2 separate regions of the Homo sapiens genome follow, and region 2 is linked to region 1. A link is an interaction called in ENCODE POLR2A ChIA-PET data of the cell type or tissue named here. Cell type or tissue: PC-3. All regions are shown on one strand.

What was found. Peaks named below come from ENCODE experiments on the same cell type or tissue, not always from the same donor. Only the 100,000 strongest peaks of a DNase experiment are listed, where the experiment ranks them.
Region 2: POLR2A ChIA-PET joins it to region 1 with 11 read pairs; 6 of 35 experiments call an interaction of 5 or more read pairs at or near these places.

The regions. Positions count from the first base shown.
Region 1 is chr6:146,543,233-146,551,232 of GRCh38, forward strand. It overlaps RAB32 (RAB32, member RAS oncogene family), which reads left to right and starts at 601. Exons shown (of 3, transcript NM_006834.5): 1 at 601-889; 2 at 6,232-6,509. The coding sequence starts at 640. RefSeq lists a silencer at 175-554. In PC-3, a CTCF peak has its summit at 251 (motif pointing right); DNase peaks (open chromatin) are centred at 329 and 3,409; H3K4me3 peaks cover 4,395 bases; H3K27ac peaks cover 2,378 bases.
Region 2 is chr6:145,951,837-145,959,836 of GRCh38, forward strand. It overlaps SHPRH (SNF2 histone linker PHD RING helicase), which reads right to left. Exons shown (of 30, transcript NM_001042683.3): 2 at 2,854-3,518; 3 at 513-642. The coding sequence starts at 3,486. Among named protein-coding and RNA genes, the nearest start is that of SHPRH, 8.5 kb to the right of the region's middle. In PC-3, no CTCF peak of the experiment used is centred here; no DNase peak of the experiment used is centred here.

The sequences.
Region 1 (8,000 bases):
CCATCTAAAGGGGACTGCTCGCGACCCAAGCCAAGGCCCGCAAGTGTGGCTCTCCCTGCGGGGAGAGTAGGGCAGGAGGTGGATTTCCAGGCCAGAGGCTTCCAGGCTGGGCCCGGACCCCACGCCGACCCCGGCCCCGGGGGGGGCTCAGCGACCTCGGCGCCTCCTCAGGCCCCCAGTGAACCTCCGGGGCCCATAAAGGCTCCAGGCCGGCTCCCCGGAGGCCCACCAGCGGGCGTCTGGGCCTCCCTCCGCGCCGCGACCGCCAGGAGGCGCCGCCCGGGAGAGGAAGTCCAGCTGGGCCCGGCCGGGCTTCGGAGGCGCCGCCCGGGAGAGGAAGTCCAGTTGGGCCCGGCCGGGCTTCAGAGGCGCAGGGCGGGAGCCGCCTCGCGCAGGGTCCTCCCCAAGCCGGCGCCAGGCCCTGCCCTCGTCCGGCCCTGCCCTCGTCTGGCCCCGCCCGGGCCGCGAGCACTGGCGGGTTCTGGGTCCTGTGACCGGTCAGGCGGCGTCAGCGGGCGCGGCGGAGGGCTGGCCGGCCTCGGGGGAGTTTCCGCGGCCGCCGGGGGCGCGGCGGCAGAGCGCGAGGCCGGGCAGGGGGCCAGACTCGGAGTCGAGGCGCGCCCGACAGCCGCAGCGCTCATGGCGGGCGGAGGAGCCGGGGACCCCGGCCTGGGGGCGGCCGCCGCCCCAGCGCCCGAGACCCGCGAGCACCTCTTCAAGGTGCTGGTGATCGGCGAGCTTGGCGTGGGCAAGACCAGCATCATCAAGCGCTACGTCCACCAGCTCTTCTCCCAGCACTACCGGGCCACCATCGGGGTGGACTTCGCCCTCAAGGTCCTCAACTGGGACAGCAGGACTCTGGTGCGCCTGCAGCTGTGGGACATCGCGGGTAAGCGCGGCCGCGAGTTTCCCACTCCAGAGCCCCGCCGGGCCGCCTGGCTCCTCTCTGCTTCTTTTCTTTTTCTTTTCTGCCTGAACTCGTCTGCCTGGGTACCTTTAGGAGAAGAGAGAGGCCCAATCCAAGGGCGAGATGCGATGGACGCGGTCGGCTGGACTCGGTGGGGCCCAGAGGATGGGATGGGCAGTAGGAGTTGGAGCAGGTCCTGCACGCCAGAGCTCGCTCTCCTGAAGGGAGGCGAGGAGGCCAGGGGGCCTTTTCCAGAAGTTTGAACTCTGAATAATGCAAGTATATCATACATACACCAGGACTAGTTGAGAAGGCTGCTTTGGAGCGGGCCGGCGCCTCTCAGCCTCAACTCAAGTTCAGAGGGATTGGGTGACTTAACCCGAAGCTGCACTCCTAGTTAGTGACACCACCAAGACCAAAAGCCAGGTTCCTTTCCAGATCATTTTCCACCACCCGCCTTGGCTCTGAGACTGGCCTTTGTGAGGGAAACTCCATTCCTCAAATACTTTGCTCTCATCGGAAGCCGAGGACAGACACTCCGTGAAGATTTGGGAAAGCTTTTCTGAAACCTTACACTCACCCCTTCCTCTCTTGCTAAACCAACACCTAGTCCCATCCCTGGTGCCCTCGCCCCCCCCCGCCCCCCCCCCACTCCTCAATACAGTGTTTCTCTGCCATTTGCTTTCATTTGTTCTGTTTGAGGGGGTACATTTCCCTCTGCTCTGATTTATGAACACTTGAACTTTGCCTGGTGTGGTGGTTGGGAGTGGGCGTTTTAAAGATGATGTTAACTATTGGAAAGTTCATAGAAATGGTACCAAGCCAAGTGCCAGTGGCTCACGCCTGTAATCCCAGCACTTTGGAAGGCCTAGACTGGAGGATCGCATGAGCACAGGAGTTCGAGACCAGCCTGGGCTGTTAGTGAGACCCTGTCTCTACAAAATACATACATACATATATACATACATACATACAAAAAATTAGACAAGTGTGGTCGTGCGTGCCTGTAGTCCCAGCTACTCAGGAGCCTGAGGCAGGAGGATCACTTGACCCTAGGAGAGGTCAAGGCTTCAGTGAGCTGTGTTCTCACTGCTGTACTCCAGCCTGGTCAACAGAGTGAGACCCTATCTCAGAAAAAAAAAAAAAAAGTACGAAAATTACTCTGTTCAATCATTACAGGTGTTAAGAAGCACAGTCTGCAGTACAGCATTAGAATGGGAGCTGGTTTAGGGTTAGAGGACACCTGAGGCCACCCTTCATTCTACAGTCCCTACACTGAAGCCCATGGAGGGTATAGCTACCTGGCTGGTAGCAGAGTGGTTGGGGGGATCACAGGTCTACTGTCTGTCTGCCAGGTAGTGCTCTTGTCATTTATAGCTTGTTACATAAGAAAGAGTAGTAAATAATTGTAACCTATAACTCATTCATTTAAGAGCACATTTCTGTCCCTCAGACAGGAGAATAACTGTATGCAACTCAGTTGCTCAGAAAAAAGGAGTAATCAGCCAGGGACTCAGCTTTTTGTTGTTGTTTTTTGTTACCAAAAACCAAAAGTTCGTTTGAAAAGTCATCTTTGAAGCCAGAAGTTTTTTCGAAACACTTCCTGCCGTTGCACAGAACCCTAATGAGCAGTATTTCTGCTTCTTGACAAAGTCATGGATTCTAAAGGTTGCCTTACCATGTGACGGTCATTCTCCAGGAATCTGCAGCATAGCTGAGGTTTTTCACAAAGATGGTTTTAAAACCTTGCTTACAAGGGTGATTGACCTTGCCTTACTCTTTATGTAAATTATGGCATTTTGTTATTAAACTACGATTGGGTCCCACTGCTGGTAAATCAGTATGAGTAACTAGATTTTTAAGTGTTTATAGTTAGAAACTTGAGAAAGTAAAAGCAGGAGTAAGATACAAATTTTCTTTCTGGTATCACCTCTTCTTTTTTTATTAATCACAGACCTCGAATGACAGGAAGGGGTCATATCTAGTTTTTTATCAGACTCTGATAAACATCTGCCTAGATGGGATATCCTTGTACTTTTCACTAAATCCAAAGCTTGAGTTTTGCCAGGAAGGAAAACAAAAGTTTAAGATCTCCAAAAGGGATTTCTGGATGTTAGATATTGTTTCAACAGGTATTGTTGTCCCATACAGCAAGTACAGACCAGCAATTTACAAAATTAGAGGTAAATTTATAGAAATTATTAGGCTCACATTATAAGTAAGATTTTCAGAGATAGAATTTTAATATCTCTGAATATGAGGGAGAAAAATAGCTTAGTGAGAGACCAAAAACAAAAAAAAAACAAAAAAAACTGTTTTAGAGACCAAAAAAAGCAAAACAAAACAAAAAATCCTTAGCCTAAAGTTTGGAGAGCTACATTACTAACTGTTTGATTTGAATATTTGAGCTACTAGTGAATCTCAGCTCATACCATTTGAATTAAGTAATGATGATGTAATGAAGGCAAACTGATGGCTGCTCCACAAACTTCCCCCAGGGCTAAGCATACTTGCCTTATGTAGTAACAAAGTTGGATCATATTTAATTCTCAAATAATAGAAATATTCTTTGATTGCACAATAGTAGATAGAGCCAGCTACTTGCCATAACTAAGTTAAGGTGTGGTGTTTTTACTAGTTAGGTTTTTTTTTTTTTTTTTTTTTTGGTTGCTTCAGTGAGAGGGCGAGGTAGTGAAGAAATTATGACGAATCTCTATGCTTGAAAGCTGTGGCAAGTATGATAGGCTAGAATTATCAAATGTTTTCTACACATGTAGCTAAGCAGATTCAGCTGAACTCTTCAGGTTAAGAACCACTGTGATCCTCAGATACACAAATCTGTTCTTACGGCATTGAAGGAATCTGGCTTTAAAATACAGATGCAGTTTAGTGCAGTTTTTGTGTTAGACAATTGCCATCTCTTAACTCACACGTACTTTAGGACTGCTGCTCAAAACATAACTGAAATATACTAAAATCTTGAAGTCTTTGATAACACTTTACAGAGATCTTAATAAATGCATACTCAAGATATAGCAAGAGATGTCTCTGATCTTCCTTTTAATGCTCAGTGTAGGTAAAGTAGTATTTGGTTTACTATTATATGCTTATTGCTTATTAGTCACTATAGCATTTTTCAGGCAAATTGAAAGACTGGTCTAGGTTAAATCTTAAAAAAACAAGTTTGTCCATTTAGGTCTAGTATACTTTAGCCTTCATGTATTGACTGAGTGATTTGCTTTTTAGGATCAACATTTTTTAATAAAAATCTGAATGAGTAACTCTCCTTTGGGCCAAAGGACAAATTGGGAACAGTCTGCTCTGAAGTTCATATAAATAATATTTACCCAAGCATAAAATGTGTGCTTGGAAGATATAAACTATATAATTTATGCCTAAACTTATTTTACATTGTTTTGATTCCCATCCAAAATAGAATGTGGATCCTGATTGCCTTGCTGCATCTTATACTTTGTCGATTAGTATACCTAGTAATATCCCTTTGTCTTTTTTTTCACAACTCTCCTATCATCTTTCATGAGCACGAGTAAAAGGAAATACTTGAAATTTACAGATGATTCACAAAAAAAAAAAAAAAAAAGCAACAGTCACTAAAGTTTAACAACTCTTTGTTAACTTCTAGGTTTCTAACTGTTCTTTTACTCATTTGTCACCCCACTCTCTTTTCTAAATTAAAGATATAGTCCAAAGGAATAGTTTATTACCATGTAATTATCTTGAAATCTTACTTTTTCAATTTCCTAATTTAAGACTGTCATATCTTGTTGCTTAGTCTTTTCATATTCAATAATTAAAATATATAAAAATGGAAGTGGTTGGTAATGTGTGCACTGCATTTGAAATTGGAGTCTGAATCATTTCAATGCATATAGTCTTTCTGCAGAATAGCGATTTTGAACAGTTGGCATATCATGTAAGTTTTTATAAATGTCAGCATTATGAGCCAATGAACTATATAATGGTCAGATTTACATCACAATAAAATATGAGCATAATAGTAGGGTTTCATATGTGACCATTTGTTACAGTAAAATTTAGACCTTTGGACTATTACAGTACAGCTTCAGTTAAACCATATGAGGAGTCATCACAAAACAAACCTTAAATTTATGCATTCACGTTTGACCATTGTTTTATTCTTCTTCCATTATTCCCTAAAACAATATATAAAATTATATTGCATTGTAGAGTTTGGAGAAGGAAGAATTTTATATTTTGGGGTATCTTTGCATCTGTGCAGAGAAAATGTGTCAATAAAATGTAGATAAAGCCTGTTGCTCATGTGTTTCAAGAAGAAAGTGTCTTTATCATAGAACAGAGTGATACATCTTAGATGTGCATTGATTGCCAATCATTTTTCCTTCACACTGTAGTCAGTAACTAAGTCAAGGCAACTGCAAGATAGTTCAGAAAGGCTAGCATCCCACTTCTATAGGTGTGTGGGAGTCAGAAGACCTGGATTCTAGTCCTGTCTTCTTTAGTCAGTGCCACTATAATCCTGGCCAAGCATCCATTTTCCTGTTGTTACATCTGTCAGATGAAAAGAAGGGTCTTTCCTATGCCAAAGATTAGTACAATAGCAGATAGTAAGAGAACGCTTTGCAAAGTCCTATATAATGTACAAAGCAGATTTTTCCCAAAGTGTTTGACATAAATTATTTTAAAAGTACAATGACATTTGAAGAACCCTGGAATTGATTCTTCTTGTAACAACACAACCAGTTGTGCCTTTTGTTCTGAAACAGATTTTCATGTATCTACTACTTACAGGGGTGAAATCTTGCATATTGAGTCAGAAGTGGGTATGGGCTAGAGATATGAAGGAGAGATGAGTTGAGAACATGAACTACTTTATCTCATGTCCAGCCCTAATCTATTTGACTAGCATGTTACCCACTGCACTTATCTCCTTCCTGCAGGCTTCATTTCTTCTATTCTTGTCTCTTCTTCCTCTACTTCCAGCTTTATGTTTTCCTTTAGTGCCTCTCTTCTCTTAGACTAAGGGGAGACGAGTCGGAATAAATGACAGACTTTGTAGCTTTAAATATTGTCATATTGGTTTTTATGGAGAATATGTTGTACAGAACATAAAACTAATTCATTATGTACTTAAACCAAATTATCAGACACATCTGCTCTATGGGTCATGGTCTGTATGGATAGCCTTAATCACACCAGGTTATATTGCTGTGGAATGGAAGACATTTGTTCATAGTGTTGCTCTTGGGGTAAAAGGGGTTATACCTAAATGTAGACTCTGTCTGAATTACAAGTTTTTAATTTTTTCTTATATTTATGTCTAGGGCAGGAGCGATTTGGCAACATGACCCGAGTATACTACAAGGAAGCTGTTGGTGCTTTTGTAGTCTTTGATATATCAAGAAGTTCCACATTTGAGGCAGTCTTAAAATGGAAAAGTGATCTGGATAGTAAAGTTCATCTTCCAAATGGCAGCCCTATCCCTGCTGTCCTCTTGGCTAACAAATGTGACCAGAACAAGGACAGTAGCCAGAGTCCTTCCCAGGTGGACCAATTCTGCAAAGAACATGGCTTTGCCGGATGGTTTGAAACCTCTGCAAAGGTGAGATCTGCTTTGCTTATGCATCTTTTGCTTTCTAGCTCATAATTCTGAGCTGTAAATGTAAAGTATTTAGATATATTTATGTGAGTGGTGTTTGAAAGTCTGGAAAATGAGAAGTGTAGCATGGATGTGTTATAGCTTCTTTCAGTCCACAACAGGACTGCTTTCCAAATTGGCTAATGGCTAATAGAAGGGCAGATTTTCCATCAAAACAAAAAGAATTATTTAGGGCAAAAAGCAAATGACATTTTCTGTGAGTTTGAGTTTTTAACTGAGGTACTTCTCATGCAACTAGAGTGGTTGGGGGTATTGTCAAGCACGAGAATTTTTGGTTTTTACAAAAGGCTAAGTGAATAGGAAGATGCCTCTGGTGAAGATGTGTGTCACATGCAGGACCATGTGAAAAGATCAGAGAGGAGATTTATTCAGATGATGTTTGAAGAGTTTTAGGTTAACTGTGTACGAAAGATTTGAAACAGCCAGAAAGTATCAACATTTGTGGTATGCTTCATAAACAGTAGAGTGAGAATTTTTTCTTTTGTCTATTATGGAAAGCTGAATAAAATATTTTCTGAAGGAAAAAATAAAACACTCAGTTGACTTTCAAAAATCTTAACAGTCTAGTGACCAGGCACGGTGGCTCATGCCTGTAATCCTAGCAGTCTGGGAGGCCGAGGCAGATGGATCGGGCAGATCGCTTGAACTGGGAGTTCGAGACCAGCCTGGGCAACGTGGCGAAACCCTGTCTCTGCCAAAAATACACAAAGTAGCTGAGCATGGTGGTGCATGCCTGTGGTCCTAGCTTCTCGGGAGGCTAAGGCAGGAGGATCACTTGAGTCTGGGAGGCAGAGGTTGCAGTGAGCCGAGATCATGCCACTGCACTCCAGCCTGGGTGACAAAGTGAGACCCCATCTCAAAAAAAAAAAAATCTTAATAGTCTAGATATAGAAAAAAGGTGAAAATTATACATATATAAAATGTTTGGGGGGGGGGTTACGTGCATTGGAACTTTCACATAAGGGGGTTAGTGACAATCAGATTTATGTAAGAATGATGAAATGTTTGAAAAATTCTGTGATGACAGATAAACATTATACCATAAATTTGTTGAAATCATAACACAGTTCTAGCTTTTAGTTTATGTTCTGTGGATTTCTTGTGTGTGTTTACGGGTGTTTTTATATATGTATGTATGTATGATTGTTCCTCCAAATCACCCACCTCATTCTGGATATTTACTAATCAGATTAGGTTTAGCTCTACTAGAAACTTACCCTTAGAGTGAAAAACTACTTGATGCCAATGATGATCTGCGGGATAAAAGCGAAGCAATGAGAGACTGCACAAAAGGAGACCGCTCCAAAAATATTGCGCAATGATGGAGTCACTGGGAAAAAAAAGACTGTCTACTGCAGGCAGAAATGTACACTCCTAAGCTAGAGGCTAATTGTTTGAATAAATATAGCATCTTAAAATTTCCTTTCATAAATA
Region 2 (8,000 bases), 590 kb before region 1:
ATGAGCTGCACCAAGCCATCCACACTCTCCCAAGGTGACCAATGGCAGACAACTCTGAATCTGCAGTCCTGACCAAAGATGCAACGTCTTGCCAAGAAACAGAGCAAAGTTATCTGGTCTTTATGGGAACCAGGCTTTTGAAATTATTTGTCAGACTGCAAAGGAGAGGTGGAATAAACGCCAGCCAAGAATTTCTGGCCCATGACAAAATAAAAGCACAGGAATAATGCAAAAATCCCAACCAGCTCAGATCCCTTTAGACTCTGCCTTTTGACTTGCATATTGACTCCGCAAATATTTCTTTAATATTTAATATAAGGTAAGCACAGAGTTAACCAAAGAAACAAATTATATTAGTGGGTGCATTTCAAATAAGTATAATTTGCCATATAATCATTTAATTTTTATTATGGCTTTATTAGCTGTTTTTCTGATTGTTATGTCCAGGGGTTAGAGGAAAAAACTCACAACTCCTAAGTAATAGCAATTTTTAAGTTTACTGTAAATATTACCTGGAATAATAGAATTGTGTAACTTTTCCATTACTTTCTTCATGAGCTGATTGAACTTTTTCATTCTTGAATTTGCATCACTCAAGAAGTCTAGTTTTGCTAGGCCAGCTTCCAAAAGATAAATTCCAACCTAAAAACAATTAATCAAAATAAAAGTAGTTTCATTTGAAATATACCATTCTTTATGAGGACATAAGCAAGAAAAAATTAGCATCACTACTTTTAAAGGTATTCATAGCATGTGTGACACAAACAATAAATACATGCCTACCAAATTTCCCCCACGTGTTTCATTTTCACTAACAAATTATAAATGTAAGTGCCTACAATGTACAATTCGAGTTGCTGGAAAAAAATATTCCCCTAACTGAAATCGAACCTGGGAGAATGTGATAAGAACACCTAGTTCTATCTACCAATGCAATGATTCCCAAAACTGATGAATTAATCAGTCAAGTTTGTTAAAAATGCCGATTTCCCCAGAAGATTATGACATACATGCTAGGAATCTTCTGCACAGTTAGGTTTGGGCATCCTCATTACTGAATCAAACACTAAAACGTGTAAAAAAACAGACCTTGATTAATGTTAATATTTTGACCCTAGTGAAGCAATGTGGTATGAAGTTTTACAGTTGAAAGACTTGATTTTGAATACTGGCATTGATATTTGGAAGCTAAATGAATTTGAGAAAAATAACCTATTGATTTTGACCTAAGTGTTCTCATTTACAAAATGGAGAGAAGTCCATCTTAAATAATATAACTATAAAAGTTTCTAATGGTAGACACTCAATAAATGTTAATTCCCTTTACTTCATGTTGACTATGTTGTACCTGACTCCCTAATCACTGAGAATCTCATATTCTTTCACTACAGAACAGGAATCCACCAGCCTTACACAGAAATGAATGACAAAGAGTGTATTTCATTACTGCTAGTATTCTGTCTTGGCTCGCTTGGTGATGTCTTACTACAGCAGCAATAAATGTTTAAATATTTGTAAAATTCAGGATCAGGAAAAACAGAATAGATTAACACTTGGTCTGTAGGGAACGTAGATAGAACACAGATATGTGAGTCATAAATTGTTACATACTTGTTATCACTGAGCCACAATTTTGGCAAAATCAGTAAAGAGAGGGAATGTTTGATTACATAGTTTCACTGTACAGGGAAAAATTAATTGGAGTCTAATAATTCTAAATGTTCTCCTTTCCTTCTGACAATTCTAAAACTATAACTAAGGTTATCGATGCAAGAAATATATGAGACAGTTTTCAGTTAAACAACATGAAATTAACATTTTAAATTTTCAGGTTTAGCATAAAAGCATATTAACTTGCTTCACAGTTTACAAAGTATACTTTCTTACATTATCTGGCCTGATTTTCAACACAATTCTATGCTGTAAGAAGAATGGGTATTATTTACATTTCATAAAGAAACTGAAATTAGAGCATTTAAATGATTCACATAAAGTTATTTGGCCAGTGAATGACAGAGACTGAAATAAATTACAAATTTATTCATTCATCTACTGAAAATTTAGGTACCAGGTACTTTACTAGGCTGTAAAGATGAAAGGCTTCATAGTTTAGCAGAGGGGAATGATCTAAAATGTTAAGTATGTGACAAGCCGCCAAGGCCAAAAAAAAAAATCTACCAGAGATTCTGAGGAGAGGGCACATAATACTACCAATAGATTTAAGAAACGATCTCCCTGGGTGAATTAAATGCTATACTAAATATTAAAGAATAACCAGGAATTACCAGGGAAGGGGAAGGGAACAACTCAAGCAGAAGGAACTATAAGAACAAAAGCAAAGACGCAGAAAGTCAGTGTGGTATATGGAGAAAATAAATCAATTTGGAGTTTCTGGGACAAAATAAAAAGCAGAGTAATAAAGGGTAAGGCTCAAGGGCTTGTCAAGGGAGGAACTTGTGTGCCAGATTAGAAAGATTATACTTAATTCTGTAGGCAGTAATGGGTAGAATTTCATTTGCATTCAATCATACAATTCCAGAGACAAAATCGAAGCATTTGAAAAGGCAAAATAGCAAACAGATAAATGGTTAAATGACTGCTGCAGTAAGAGGAACTGATGATGAGGACCAAAACAAGTCACTGAAAGTAGAGATGGAAGATCTTGAAAAAGTGTAGCCTGAAAATGATTAGTTGTAACATACTTTGAATAGTTATTAAAAGCTTAAAGTGTACTTTGAAACTTAACAATGAAAGGCTTATTGCTGGCTTTTCAGACTTCTCTCACAAGTTAATTTAAAATTGGACTGCCAATGTAGAAGAGCCTCAAAAAAGACACCACAAAAAACTGAGTACCTTGATAATGTGATTTCCTTCTGGTTTCTGATAGAGTTTTATTCTTCTCTTCTTTTGTAGCCACCCCAAATCTTCTAACATTTCACCACTGAAGGATGACTCCACCAGAATACCCTTGTCACAAATACTCATCGGTTCTTTTTTTTGTTTCTCTACATCTTCACCTTTTGAATGAACATAAATCAGGAACTGATTGCTTGACTCTGAACTCATCAATGTAATACTCCTTTCGGAAAAATTTTCAATTAAACTCTGTGCAGGAAGAAGCTGAAGAGTTAATTCTCCTAGAAATGCTTTCCAGGAATTATCAAAATGATAGGGAGAAATCACAATATTTAACTTTACAGACAAAGGGGAAAAAATACCAACAGTCTCTTCTTTTTCAATTGGTTTTGAGAAGCTCACCACTTTTGAACACCTCTTCTTATCTCTGTGAGCCACTTCTTCCTTTAGACTATCACTTAGAATGATATAATGAGCAGAAGAGGTATCTGAACCTGGGCAGGGCTGCTCGTCATCATCACTTATGATGATAGGTTCATTCCTTCTGTCCTCATGCATATTCCAATGAAGCTGCTGCCTCTTTTCCTCATCTACCCTCACTGGAGGAGCACGTTTCCGTCGGCTGCTCATTTTCAAGTTTTCTTGGCTGGTAACTGTGAACTCTAGAGGACAAATGAAACAACAGGAGGTATAACAAGAGATGATTTAGTATTTAAGGGTTACCAGATGAGAAATTCAGCATAAATTCATAGCCCATAAACATAATATGAAATCTTCTGTGAGATATAAGGCAATGAGTAATTTTTTTACCAGGTCATTATGACTAAGGAATGAACATATTAACCATAATCTCATTTATCAAATAAATTCTAATGGTTTTGCTAGTCTTTAATAGTAAAGGCAATTTGTTGTATAAAATAAAATAAATTGTAGAAATACATTTAATAAGCAATATAATAGGAAGGTAAATCTCTCAATCCCAAGTAATTTAACTGCCCCTCAGAACAAAGCCCAACAATACTTAAAAGAGCGAAACAAAATCCAACACAAATGTCTGGCATCAAATCTAAAATTATCAGGCACGCAAAAAAAATGAAAATAAAACAGAAAAATAAGACCCATTACAAGAAAAAAATCAAAAAGCCCCAGAAAAGACACAGATGATATAATTAGCAGAAACAAACATTCAAACAGCTACTGTAAATATTCTCAATATGTTAAAGGTAGAGGAAAACATGAATATGACAAAGAAAAATGATAGATATACAAGTGACTCCTATAGAATTTATGCAGATGGAAATGCAACATCTAAAACGAAAAACACATTGTATGAGATTACCAGCAGATTAGAAATGGCAAAGAAAAAAAGAAGCAGAATAAGCTTAAACAATGGAAACAACAGTAACAACAGAAACTGTCAAAAATGAAGTAGAGATAAACAAAGACTGAAAAAACAATAAATAGAACATCAGAAACCTACTAGACAATGTTAAGGAGTCAAACATGCATAAAACTGGAATCTCAGCAGCAAAGAATGGAAAGGATACAAAAAACTTTTTGAAAAAATCATGCATGAAAATTTTCCAACTTCTATAAAAACCATCAACTCAGAAAACCAAGAAGCTCAATGAAACCCAATCAGGGCAAACATAAAGAACAATCACAATAAGGTATGCCATAATTAAATTACTGAAAAGTGAGGACTTCTCTCCAGATTGGCCCTATTTCTCTGGTTTAGACACTGCTCCCACCCCACAGCTCTAAACCCAGCAAAATATCTTTCAAAAATGAAGGTGAAAAAAAGATCAACAAAAGCCAAAAGGACTTATCACCTGTATACCTACAATCTAAGTAATGTAAGAAGCGCTTGGGTAGAAGAAATATGACATCAGATGGAAATCTGGATCCACACACAAGGAAATAAAAAGCAAAAACAAAAAATATGTGTATAAATATAGTAAACTTTTTTCTTGATTTTTAAATTTCTGTAAAAGATAACTTACTATACTTTCATTCTGAAAATTTTCAAGCATACATAAAAATTTAGAAAATAGTATAACAGTATAATCAGAGATCTATACAGTGTACTATGTTCATGGACTAGAAGACTCAAAATGTTCAGATGTCAATTTCTTAGTACTGACCTATAGAAAAGCAATCCCATTCAAAATTCCAACAGGTTTGTTCTGTAGAAACTGACAACCTGATGTTAAAATTTATACTAAAATGCCTACAATACAGGAAAGTCAATATAATTTTAGAAAAGAAAAATAAAGTTGAATGACTTACACTGATTCCAAGACATATGTCAAAAGAAATAAAAATGGTGCAGTAGTGGTGTAAAGACCAACATATAGATCAAGGGAAATGTCCTGTAGTGGACCCACACATGGATGGTCAATTGATTTTTGAAAGAAGTTCAGAGGCAGTCAATGGGAAAGGTATCCTTTTAGTAAATGGATACCAATATGCAATGAAATGAAGCTTTACCTCCTAAAATGTAAGAATTAACTAAAAATAGATAATAAACTATAAAAGCTAAAACTAAAACTTCTCAAAGAAAACAGAGGAGAAAACCTAAATGACATTGGATTAGCCCAAAAAAAAGGCACAAAAATTTTTAAGCAGGAAACAAAAACCATAGACTATGTAAGAATATGATAAACTAAGTTTCATCAAAATTAAATATTTTGGTTCTTCAAAAGATACTGTCATCAAAATATGACAGCAAGTCACAGATGGGAGAAAATATTAGCAAATCAAGTATCTGATGAAGGATATGTTTGCAGAATATATAAAGAACTCTCACAAATTAATAGTAAGACAAACATTTAAAAAAGTCAAAAATTTTGAATAGACATTTCACCAAAGATGACCTATAAGTGTAAAATAAGCATATGAAAATATTTTCACCAGCATCAGTCATTAAAGCAATACAAATTCAACCCACAAATCACAATGAGATGCCACTATTCATATACTAAAATAGTCAAAAATTTAAAACACTGAGAGTATGGCTCAAACAGAACTGAACTCTCCAACATTTGAACACAGCACAGTCACTTTGGAAAAGTATCAGTTTCTAATAAAATTGAATATAACTTACTATGCAGCCTAGTAATCCCTCTCTTAGGTATTTATCCAAGAGAAATCAAAACATAAATCCACAAAAATTTAAACTTGAATGTTAACAGCTTTACTATTAAAAGCCCCAAACTGGAAGAAAACCCAAATGTCCATCAACTGGTGAATGGACAAATTGTGGCATAGTCACACAATGGAATACTATTCTGTGATAAAAAGAGACTTCTGTAAAATAACCTGAATGAACTGTTAAAGCATTATGCTAAACTGAAGAAAGCTAGATGTGAAAGACTATATACTATATGATTCCATTTACATGAAATTCTAGAAATGGCAAAAACCTGATTGCAGAAAGTAGATGAGTGGTTACCAGGGGCAAGGAAGTATAAAGAGGTGACTGACAGTAAAGGAGCAGGAAGGCAGGCTTTGGGGTGACATAAATGTTCAACACATGATTGCAGAGTATACATCTGTCAAAACTCATCAAATTATATACTTTAAATTGAATTTTCTTATACATAAATTATATCATAAAGTTGATTTAAAGAGCAAAAACAAAAAGATGCACGAGATTTAGAAATTTTAATATTAAGTATAACTTTATTCAATAAATCTGAAAAATCTAGATAAAATGATAAATTATAAAGTGATAAAATTTTGCTAACAAAATACAAATGAACAAAACTGGCCCAAGAAGGAAAATATGAATAGACCAATAACCATAAAAGAAACTAAAGTGACATTATTTACCTGCCTAAGGTCTATCCTCCTTCCCTGATGACTGAACCTTTATTTAGGAACAAGGTGGCCCTATGATTCAAAGGAAGTGATTTCCTTGGCACCTCCAAGGAAGTAGTTTCTAGCTACTATTGGCCAAAGCAAATCCAATAAGGTAGTTATTGGCTGCATGTGACTACTTAACTTTCAATACAGTTATGCATTGTATAATGACATTTTGGTCAATGAGGGACCAAATATTACAGTGGTTCCATAAGGGAGCTGAAAAATTCCTATGGACTAGTGACATCATAGCCATTGTAACATCATAATGCATTTATTTATTTATTTATTTATTGAGATAGAGACTCACTCTGTTGCCCAGCTGGAGTGCAGTGGCGTGATCTCTGCTCACTGCAAGCTCCACCTCCTGGGTTCATGCCATTCTCCTGCCTCAGCCTCCTGAGTAGCTGGGACTACAGGCGCCTGCCACTATGCCCAGCTAACTTTTTTTTTGTATTTTTAGTAGAGACGGGGTTTCATGTGTTAGCCAGGATGGTTTTGAACTCCTGAACTCAAGATCTGCATGCCTCAGCCTCCCAAAGTGCTGGGACTACAGGCGTGAGCCACCGCGCCTAGCCGCATTACTTTATTTTTTAATAAACTTTGTGTAGCATAAGTGTACAGTGTTTACAAAGTCTACAGAAGTGTACAGTAATGTCCCAGGCCTTCACATTCACTCCCTGACTAACCCAGAGCAACCTTCAGTGTTATAAGCTGCATTCATGCTAAGTACCCCACAAAGGTGTACTATTTTTTATCTTTTATACCATATCTTTATTGTACATTTTCTATATTTAAATATGTTTAAATATACAAATACTACGGTGTGACAACTGCCTACAGTATCCAGTACCGAATATACTGTACAGGTTTGTAGCCTAGGAGCAGCAGGCTGTACCATAGAGCCTAGGTGTGTAGTAGGCTGGCGGTACCACCTAGGTTTGTGTAAGTATACTCTTAAGATGTTCACACAACAAACTTGCCTATGATGCATTCCTCAAAACACAGCCCCATCATTAAGTGATGCATGACTATAAATAAAATTAAATGTTATAAACTCAGCTCTTCAGTCTCACTAGCCCCATGTGCTCAGTAGCGCTATGTGACTAGTGGCTACTGTACTGGACAGCACAAATATAGAGCATTCACATAATTGCAAAAAGTCTATGTATCAGACAGTGCTTGTTTAAGTCAATCATGAGAATTCTATTCCCTTAGCCCGTGCTTCACTTATGAATGTGCAGGTGATGGATTAAAATCAATCCTTGGCTATGGTCAAC